2 separate regions of the Homo sapiens genome follow, and region 1 is linked to region 2. A link is an interaction called in ENCODE POLR2A ChIA-PET data of the cell type or tissue named here. Cell type or tissue: K562. All regions are shown on one strand.

Region 1 (5,000 bases), 130 kb after region 2:
TTGTCCAGGCTGGTTTCCAACTCCTGGGCTTGAGATCCTCCCACTTCAGCCTCCAAAAGCACTGGCATTATAGGCACAAGCCACTGCACCCAGCCCAAACCTTTAATTTTTAGAAACTATTTGTTTATTGTTTGTTTGTTTTGTTTTTGAGACAGGGTCTAGCTCTGTCATCCAGGCTGTAGTACAGTGGCATGATCTCAGCTGACTGTAGCCTCTGCCTCCTGGGCTCAAGCCATCCTCTGACCTCAGCCTCCTGAGTAGCTGGAATTACAGACACATGCCACCACGCCCCACTAATTTTTGTGGTTTTTTTGAGAAATGGGCTCTCACTATGTTGGCCAGGCTGGTCTCGAACTCCTAAGATCAAAAGATCTGCCCCCCTTGGTCCCCCAAACTGCTGGGGTTACAGGTGTGAGCCACCGCACCTGGCCTAAAACCTATTTTAAAATAAATTAAATTGGAAAACAGTTTAAAAAGTATTTCTGTTCTTACCTCTACACAGTCAAAGTTCTCATCAACTTTAGATGCATATTCAACACGGAACATTGTTGACAGGCTACCAGCAATATAGTATAACAGGATCTTTAGACCCTTGTAACCAAAAGCAGTTTCACTGAAATGGAAAAAATAGCAATAATGGAATGAATTTTTGCAGTCATTAAAAAGTATTAACCCTACATATAAACAAGTTTAACTTCATGGGTAGTTTCAAGATTTTAAACTATACTTAAAAAAAAAATCTACAATAAAATGTGCTTCAGTTTTCATCTATAAAATAGAATAACTCAGGAATGTTGCCTAAGTCAGGAATGTTGTTTGGGTTAAATAAGTTAATACATGTAAACTACTTATAAAACTGGCACATTGTATAAGTACTCACTAAATGTCAGACATTTAATACTATTGCTACTGTTGCTGCTGCTGCTACCATTACCAGTATTAGAAGGCATTTCAAATGAGAGAAGTAGTGTTAAATTAGGACCTGGCTAGGCAAGCAGCTACCAAGCCTTGGACCAGTCCCTCCAACTTACTGCTTACTGAATCACCAAAATCCAGAGCTGCAGCAATAGCACCTGCCTTACTACATGTAAACTGCTCTATGAACTCAAAAGGCAGATATGGAACTGCTGCTAATTCTTCCACCCCTGCTCCCTGCTATCACATTTATGCCTTAATATTCCTTTTTCCAGCTTAAAAGAGTCTTCTAAAAAGTGAACTCTAAATTATCCAAAATAGGTAAATCTATAGAGACAGAAAGTAAATTAGTGACTGCCTAAGACTAGGGGTCAGGGTAAAGTGACTATTAATGCATTTTAGGGTTTTTGATGGAAGTAATGACAATGTTCCAAAATTGACTGTGTTTGCACAACTCTGAATACATTAAAAACCACTGAATTGTACACTTTAAATAAATGAATTGCACAGTATATATCTCAATAAAGCTGTATTCTGATTTTTTTAGAAAGTGAATTGTGAAAGAAAAGTGTTTGAAAGAAGCAGTGTCATTTCCAAATTTCTGTCTAGGCTACGAAAATACGGAGCACTGTCCATTCCAGCAACTCTGAAAGTTATGTGAAGAAGAAAGGAGTGGCAATGATACTAGGATCAAGACCAATTATCATGCTTGGGTCATACAGTTCAGGGATATCACTATTATGTTACTGTCCCCTACCCATCTTAGAAGAGTGGTATACAAGCACCCCACTTTCAGTGATATTACGCAAAACAGTGTGCAAAATGCCATTAAGAAGCACTAACTGGTCTGGGCACGGTGGCTCACACCAGTAATCCCAGCACTTTGGGATGCTGAGGCGGGGGGGGATCACTGGAAGTCAGGAGTTCAAGACCTGCCTGCCAACATGGTGAAACCACGTTTCTACTAAAACTACAAAAAAAAAAAAAAAAAAATAGGCAGGTGTGGTGGTGGGTGCCTGTAATCCCAGCTACTCAAGAGGCTGAGGCAGGAGAATAGATTGAACCCAGGAGGTGGAGACTGCAGTGAGCTGAGATTGCGCCACTGCACTTCAGCCTGGGCAACAGAGCAAGACTCCGTCTCAAAAAATTAAAAAGAAGCACTATCTGTAAAACTAGATCTTATCTACTAAGATATTACACAGATTTTTTAAAGTAGTAAAAAGTAGAGAATAAAACAATGTCTCTTTAGAGATAGAACTCCAAAGAGAAAATATTCTTATTTTTATAATAAAGTAAAACCTATTTAAAATATGAAAGGCTGAAATTTTGGCATTAATCTATGTATAATAAGATACAATTATTAATATGTGAAAGCACATAAAATGCCTAATCTGATACATCAATAATGAAAAATTCACAGGAAATTCGTTGCAGGAAGAGACATTTGTTGACTTAAAAACACAATAAGGGCCTGGTGCAGTGGCTCACGCCTGTAATCCCAGCACTTCGGGAGGCCGAGGTGGGTGGATCATCTGAGGTTAGGAGTTCGACACCAGCCTGGCCAACACGGCAAAACCCCATCTCTACCAAAAATAACAAAAATTAGCTGGGCATGGTGGCAGGCGCCTGTAACCCCAGCGACTCGGGAGGCTGAGGCAGGAGCATCACTTGAACCCAGGAGGCGCAGCTTGCAGTGAGCCGAGATCGCACCATTCATTGCACTCCAGCCTGGGCAACAAGAGCGAAACTACGTCTCAAAACAAAACACACATTAAGGCTGGGCACAGTGGCTAACGCCTGTAATGCCAGCACTTTGGGAGGCTGAGGCAGGTGGATCACCTGAGGTCAGGAGTTCAAGACCAGCCTGGCCAACAGGGTGAAACCCCGTCTCTACTAAAAATACAAAAATTAGCTGGGTGGGATAGCACGTGTCTATAGTCCCACCTACTCGAGAAGCTGAGGCAGGAGAATCGCTTGAACCTGAGAGGCGGAGGTTGCAGTGAGCCAAGATTGCACCACTGCATTCCAGCCTGGGCAACAGAGTGAGACTCCATCTCAAAAAACAAGCAAACAACAAAAAAAGCCACACATTAAATATGGCTGGGTACAGTGGCTCACGCCTGTAATTCTAGGACTTTGGGAGGCTGAGGCAGGCAGACTGTCTAAGCTCCAGAGTTCGGGACCAGCCTGGCCAATATGCCAAAACCCCGCCTCTACTAAAATTACAAAAAAAAAAAATTAGCTGGGTGTGGTGGCACACACCTGTAGTCCCAGCTACTCGGGAGGCTGAGGCATGAGAATCGCTTGAACTGGGAGGCGGCAGAGGATGCAATGAGCCAAGAAGATCATGCCACTGCATTCCAGCCTGGGCAACAGAGCAAGACTCCGTCTCAAAAAACAAACAAACAAAAAAACCCAAAACCCCCACACATTAAAGAAATATGTCAATGATGTTAAAATAATGCATGGGGGGAAAAAAGACATGAAGGGAAATATTTAAATGTCCACTATGTCTAAATACCCTTTCCTACTACAACAAACCAGGGGTTCCATGGGAGACTGACTGACTCCAGAACTAACAGGGAAAGTACCAGATGAATCTGGAAACATCTTGTTGTGTGAGAAAGTAAAGTATCACCAAAATTATAAGGACATATCAGAAAGACTCAAAAGTGTCTGAAAGGGTGGCCACTTGCCAAATCTGGGATAATTTGAGCATCAAAATTAGTAGCAGTAACAGATTGTACATAGCCCACTGAATTGTAAAAGACTCCTTAGCCAGGTGCGGTGGTTCACGCCTGTAATCCCAGCACTTGGAGGATCACTTGAGCCCAGGAGTTCAAGACCAGCCTGGTCAACATAGGAAGACCCCCATCTCTTAAAAAAAAATTTTTTTTTTTTTTTTGAGACAGAGTCTCACTCTGTTGCCCAGGCTGGAGTGCAGTGGCGCAATCTCAGCTCACTGCAACCTCTGCCTCCCAGGTTCAGGCAATTCTCCTGCCTCAGCTTCCCAAGTAGCTGGGACTACAGGATACGCCAGCAAGCCTGGCTAATTTTGTATTTTAGTAGAGACGTGGTTTCACCATGTTGCCCAGGCTGGTCGCAAACTCCTGGCTCAGGCAAACCTCCCGCCTCGGCCTCCCAAAGTTTTGGGATTACAGGTCTAAACCACTGCACCCGGCCAAAAAATTTTTAAAAATTAGCTGGGTATGGTGGTACACGCCTATAGTCCCAGCTCCTCAGGAGGCTGAGGTGGGAAGATCTGCTTGAGCCTGGGAATTCAAGGCTGCAGTGAGCTGTGATCGCACCACTGCACTTCAGCCTGGGTGACAGAGCAAGACCCTGTCTCAAAAAACAAAAACAAAAAAAAGCATCCCTGAGTTTGATATAAATAAAGAAATAAATAAGAAGAAGAAGAAGAGCTCTTTCTTATAGTAGCATGCCCAACTAATAAATGAAAAAGGTACAAAAGAGTTACAAAATTACCATTTTACAATCATCATAGTAAAATACTGATTCAAGCAAGAATCATTAATGGATGCTTCTGGGTGAAAGCTTGAGGAAAACAGGATATTTTCGGTCTCACAGTATCTCCCTACAAACTACTTATAAATTACAAAGGAAAAAACACTAACTTTATAGTGGAAAAACCTAGCAGCCACCTCTAAACCAAGTGACCCAAGTTAACTTAACCAACAAGGGACAAACTGACATCACGGACTTCCTGATGTGATACACTGAGGACACAATACCATTTCTGTAATGGCACAGCAAAAATATGCATTATCTGAGTTTAATCACAAATAAACCAATCAAATTAATCCAATATAACAGTTCTACAAAATTAGCCTATACCCTACAAAAATGTCTGTTAGGAAAAAACAAATGCTGAGGATCTGTTTCAGATTAAAGAAGAATGAAGAGATATGGCAACGAAATACAATATGATTCTGTATTGGATCCAGGATTGGAGAAAATTGCTATAAAGGAATTACTAGAAATCAACTGACAAAATCTGAAACATGAGCTGTATATCAGAAGATAGTACTGTATCAGGCCGGGCATGGTAGCTCACGCCTGCAATC
Region 2 (5,000 bases):
CACTTCACCGCCTTCCACCACCGTGCTCTTCTCCGAGTCCGCCCCTGGAGGGACAGCAGAAGTAGGGCCCGTTGTTAATACGAGGGGCCGCCTTTAGTGCGAACAGCCGAGAGCGAGTGGCTACCGAAGGGTGGCGGAGGCAGCACCAGGGAGAGAACGTTCAAGAAACTCTGAAAGCCAGGGAAGGGTCCCCCAAAATCCGAGGGCCTGTCCCGGGACGCTGCAGGAGGGATAGAGCCGTTCCCAGGAGCTCAGCTCCTGCCTTTGCAGGGAAAGTTTGCTATTTTTGCAGGCGGTAGTTGAGGTTTAATTACCCTTAATTGCATACATTGTTTATAGCGCTACGCAATAAATAATTACCGAGACTAATACGTGCACATGTGGGTTTCTGTTTTCCAGCGGGGCATTGTGTGCTCTGCACACCGAGCCGCCCAGAGGCCCAGCCAGTGCCAGGAGACGCTCTGGGATTTATCCTTGGCTGGATAGTTGCAAATTGAGGGAATTTTTAAAAAAATTTATTTGCTGTGACAAGGATCTATAGATTGATATTCGAAACCTCCACTGCTCCCGCGCCCTCCCCACCCCCACCCCACCTCGCTCTCCTCTCTTCTCTTTCTCTCTCTCTCCCTCTCCTCTTCTCCCCCGCTCCTTCTTTCCCTCTCTCCCTTGTACCTCCTCCTCTCCCTCTCCCTGGCAAGCGCACGTACCTGGGTCCTCCAGGCGGCTCTGGGCGAGGCTGGCGCTGCCCGGGTAGGACTGCACCGAACTGATGTAGGGGCTGGATGCGTGGCTGCTGACCGAGTTGACGTAGGGGTAGCCCAGCGGTCGGGAGAAGGACGAGGCTGAGCTGTAGGCGCCGTCGGGCTGCGAATGGCCCGCCGAGTGTAAACAGTGCATGGAGTAGTGCCCGTGGGACATGGGAGAAGGAGACATTTGCTGGTTGGGCGGCCCAAACTCCATAAACACCGCCTTGCCCGACACGGGGCTGTTGAGACTTTCTGGCATGGTGGTCATGGTCATCTCTTCTCGCGGGGTCTGGGTGTGGGACTTTCTCTCCTCTGCTTCCCTTTTGGGGGTCTCTATGTTTCTCAGGACAGGAAGGAACCCAATTTAAGCGGAACAGGGGTTTTCACTTTCCATTCATAAGAAAATGGAGTTTGTCTCTTTGAAAAGTCTAAGCATGATGCTGCTGAGCTCCCCAAACTCGGTTCAAAGCTTTGACTCAGCGAAGGTCATAAATATTCATGAGCTGGCGGAGCTGATTGGTCCGCTGTCTTGCATAATCACTGGGGATTGGTCCGAGGCGCTCGGGCTCCGCTGGACTAGAGCGGGCGAGGCGGCCCGGCCTCGGGTAAGACGCATCCACACTTCCCGGCCGGGGCTCCTCTGCAACAGAGCGCGCCGGGCAGGAAGCACAATGGGCTGCGGCGTCTGCGCCGGGGCCCCTGCGGCCCGCGGCTCATCGGCCTCCCGCCTCCCTCGCGCGCTTTCCTCCCCAGGAACCAACCAGCGGCTCCGCGCCGCCGCCCCCCTACCACTGTCCCCACCCTTCAGCGGTCCCTAACACCGGACACCCGGGACCGCTTCTCGTCGCTGCCACTCAGTTCGGCGCAGAGCTAGGGCGGCTCAGGAGGAGACTGACCTCTGCCTCTGGAGCGCGGAGTCGCGCACTGGGGGCGCCCGAGGCGGCCAACAGACAGAGGTTCTCCTAAGAGCCTTGTGCCTAGCGCAGCGCCTATCCGGCCGCGCCTCCCCGGTACGCTCTGCCGCATCCCTGGAGTCGGGGCTTAGGGGCCCTCCCTGCGAACTCACTCACTCGGCCGCTGCGCCAACGCCGCTGTCGCTCCCTGGGGCCCGCTCGCATTGCTCCAGGCCCAGCTGGCCACTCCAGCTCGAGGCTGCACGGGTCTGATTAAAGCAGTGCGCGTGGAGAGCCAGGAACCCGCGCTTCTCCTCCCAGGAAAGGCGGCTGCACCGCCCCCTCCCCCAACACACACATCCTCTTTCCCTCCCAGCCTTCCTCCTCCTCCCCCTCCCTTCTCCACTCCCCATGCGCGGAGAGCCCCGGGCTCACTCGCCCCGAGAGCGCGGCTCAGCGTGGAGCCCAGGGGGCCTAGGGGCTCAGATCTGCTGGAGCCACCGACGCCAGGTGGTCATTTTCCGGCCTCCTGAGGTCTAGCGCGACTTCCAGAGTTTAGGAGTCCCTGGGGGACACCGAAACCCGCAGCAAACCCAGGCCTGTGGTAGGCTCCCTTATCTATGTGTAGACGTCTCTCGTTGCCACCCAGGATCTTCCTCACCTCCAGTGGCCAAAGCGCGCGCCACCAGGCCTAGGGGGCAGGGCTAGTGGAGGCAAGATCTGCCGCTGCTCCTTCTGTCTTCTGGGGTGCTAGGTACAAAAAAGTGCACAAGAGCCCCCACCCCATCGCCACTACTACCAATACAGCCAGTCCCTCGCGGTGTGGCGTACACCACCCTGGCTGTAAGTGGATGTTGGTTCCCCATCCCGCCAGCCCCACGGTGAATCCCAAATTACTTTGTTAGGTAATTAGAAAGTGTTGATAATTATTTCTTTCATAATTTAGCGGTGTGACGGGAACGGGGAAATGATCTTGTGAAAGTTCACACGTGCAGATGTATTAGTTACTGATTCATTTGATTAAATGGTAGTCTCAAGTGCTCAGATCCGCAGCTGAAGGCGCCCCATTAGCATAACACTGATGTTTAATTTTCATACGCATAATTAGCCATATATTTAACACTAATAGCAACATGCAGCCTTTCAGCGTTAAACAGCCCGGGATTTGATCTGGCCTGAGCTGAACCTTCATCGCTGCACCTTCCCCTGTCTGGAGTGTGCAATGATCACAGGACAAACCTCTGTAATCAAGCACATTTTGGCAGAGGGAACACCAATAAAAATGAACATTCAAAACAAATTACATCGGTGCTGTCGTTACAGATATTAGTAGAGGGGGTTTCTCTTTTTTTTTAACTTCTGTACCAGCTGCTGCTGCCCGCAGAATTCCTCTCCTTTGGTTTAAGGGCACAATGCTGGGGGCAGAAATATTTCAGGCAGAGTGGTTGGAGCAAAAAGAAAAGCAAAAGCAAAAAAAACCCAATACGCCAAACCAATAACGGGTTTGCCAACGTTTAAAAGATTTTTTTTTTCTTAATCACCGAACCACACGGTGAGGCTTTGTAGCAACAGCCAGCTAATGATTCCGCCACCAGGCAACTCCGGGAGCCGCTCGGCTCGTCCTGATTTCTGTGTCGCACTTGTGGTTTTAATTGCTCCTTCCTAGTGCCTGTTTTAGGGTATGGAGTGCCACGCCGTGTGCCCAGCACAGTCGCTCGGATACTGCCGGGCCCCAGGTCTCTCGCGCGTGCCCTGAGGGCCTTGCCCAAGTAAGTGATCGCCGCGGCGGGCGCGGGGTCGGGGTTGGGACCGGGGAAAGCGGAATTGGTAATTCCCGGAGCTCAGGGCAAGGCGTGAGGAAACCCGACGGCCGGGCCGCCTAGGGACAGTGTATTCCAGAGACTTGCAAGGTGGGGGAAGGGGAGAGACGGCCGCACATCGCGACAGTCTCTTGGGTGCTCTGTGTCCACAGCTGGAAAAGGATCAAAGACTTTTGCGGTAGCACAGGGGACCTGGTTGCCTTCTTGGAACAAAAGTCCGGCATGAGCCCCTCGGGATACTGTTTCAGAGCCTTGCTTAATTTAGAAGCGGGTTGTGTGTGAGCAAGAGATGGCTACACTCCGGAATTATTTCTTAGCTCAGAAAGGTCTAGGGAGGAGCACTGAGCGCGGGCCCTCTGATGCCGAGCCGCTGGCGGTAGCTGGTTTCTCAATGTGGGATCTTAGCTGCACTCAGTGAACTTGGAGTGGATCCCTCCCACCCCCTACTGCTAAGGTGACACCTGTTCTGAATGCCGGTTTGCTTAAATTGTTGCCTGCCCTCACTCTGAGAGAAAACAAAACTCTCCCATTTGTCCTGAGGGTCCGGGATTCCTCATGGAGCCTACTGGAGTCACCTCAGGACCAGGAGGTCCTGGTGGTGTTAGCCGCAGCCACTCTTGGCTGGAATCCCAGTGGCTCTGGGTGAGGTTTTCGGCCAGTTCAGCTGGAAGAGGGACAGGAAGGCGTGGACGAGGTATTTTTAAATCTACTTCCTAATCTCAACTTCAAAGCATGTTAAAGGGAGTTCTTTAGGGAGCTGCTGAGTGTTGGTACACACATACACACATATATATATACACCCACACACTTTAGGTTAGTCCCTTTAATAAATGGAATTATAAACTTGTCCCATAAATACCTCCACCTCAAAATAATTGCTGCACAAGCAGCGTGTTACCTCAGTGGTTAGTAAAGTCCTGTGGTCCTAATAAAACTATCCTTGGGGAACCTCGGAGTAAACTGATTTGCAGATAAGATACAATGCTAATGGTTGCAATCTGATTGCCTTAGGAGAAAACTGAAGTCATTCTCCAGCAAACATCTCCCAAGGCCAGCTGAACCCTCTTGATCTTTAGGGAATTCAGATCTTTGGGGGGGTGGGGGGCAGTAGCATCAGGCTGTGGGCCTCTGCTTGGCCAACTTCCGACCACACAAAAAGTTTTTCTATGGACCTTGTAAATCATCAACCCCTCCTTGGTCTTTTCCAGTTCTCAGACTCACTAGAATCAGAAACACCTCTATCCAAAAATCTACAACCCTGGACACAAAGAAGCCGAGCTGGAGGGGTTGGGGGACGACGAGAGAACCCTGTGTTAGGTAAAAGCTGGAACTCATCTCTTTTCCGAGCCACCTGGTCCTCAGTTTCCCGTATTATGAATGTTACAAAGATGAGCTGGCTCTTAGTCCTGGCCGAGGACACCACCTGTCCTGGCAACTACAGGTGCCATTTCCTTGCCGCTTCCGAAAGCCCAAGTTATCTTTAAGGGATGTCAGCTTTGCAAAACCCGCTTCAGTAGAAACAAGAGTTAGCACAACCATTA

What was found. Peaks named below come from ENCODE experiments on the same cell type or tissue, not always from the same donor. Only the 100,000 strongest peaks of a DNase experiment are listed, where the experiment ranks them.
Region 1: POLR2A ChIA-PET joins it to region 2 with 6 read pairs; 4 of 35 experiments call an interaction of 5 or more read pairs at or near these places.

What each region holds. Positions count from the first base shown.
Region 1 is chr2:171,948,494-171,953,493 of GRCh38, reverse strand. HAT1 (histone acetyltransferase 1) reads right to left here. Exons shown (of 11, transcript NM_003642.4): 4 at 493-613. Among named protein-coding and RNA genes, the nearest start is that of HAT1, 29 kb to the right of the region's middle. In K562, no CTCF peak of the experiment used is centred here; no DNase peak of the experiment used is centred here.
Region 2 is chr2:172,081,698-172,086,697 of GRCh38, reverse strand. It overlaps METAP1D (methionyl aminopeptidase type 1D, mitochondrial), which reads right to left. Exons shown (of 10, transcript NM_199227.3): 10 at 4,268-5,000. DLX1 (distal-less homeobox 1) reads right to left here and starts at 1,191. Exons shown (of 3, transcript NM_178120.5): 1 at 708-1,191; 2 at 1-44. The coding sequence starts at 1,020. RefSeq lists enhancers at 320-931, 963-1,082, 932-1,545, 1,546-2,157, 2,158-2,771 and a silencer at 1,363-1,472. In K562, CTCF peaks have their summits at 2,105 and 2,313; DNase peaks (open chromatin) are centred at 817, 1,297, 1,927 and 2,277; H3K4me3 peaks cover 2,370 bases.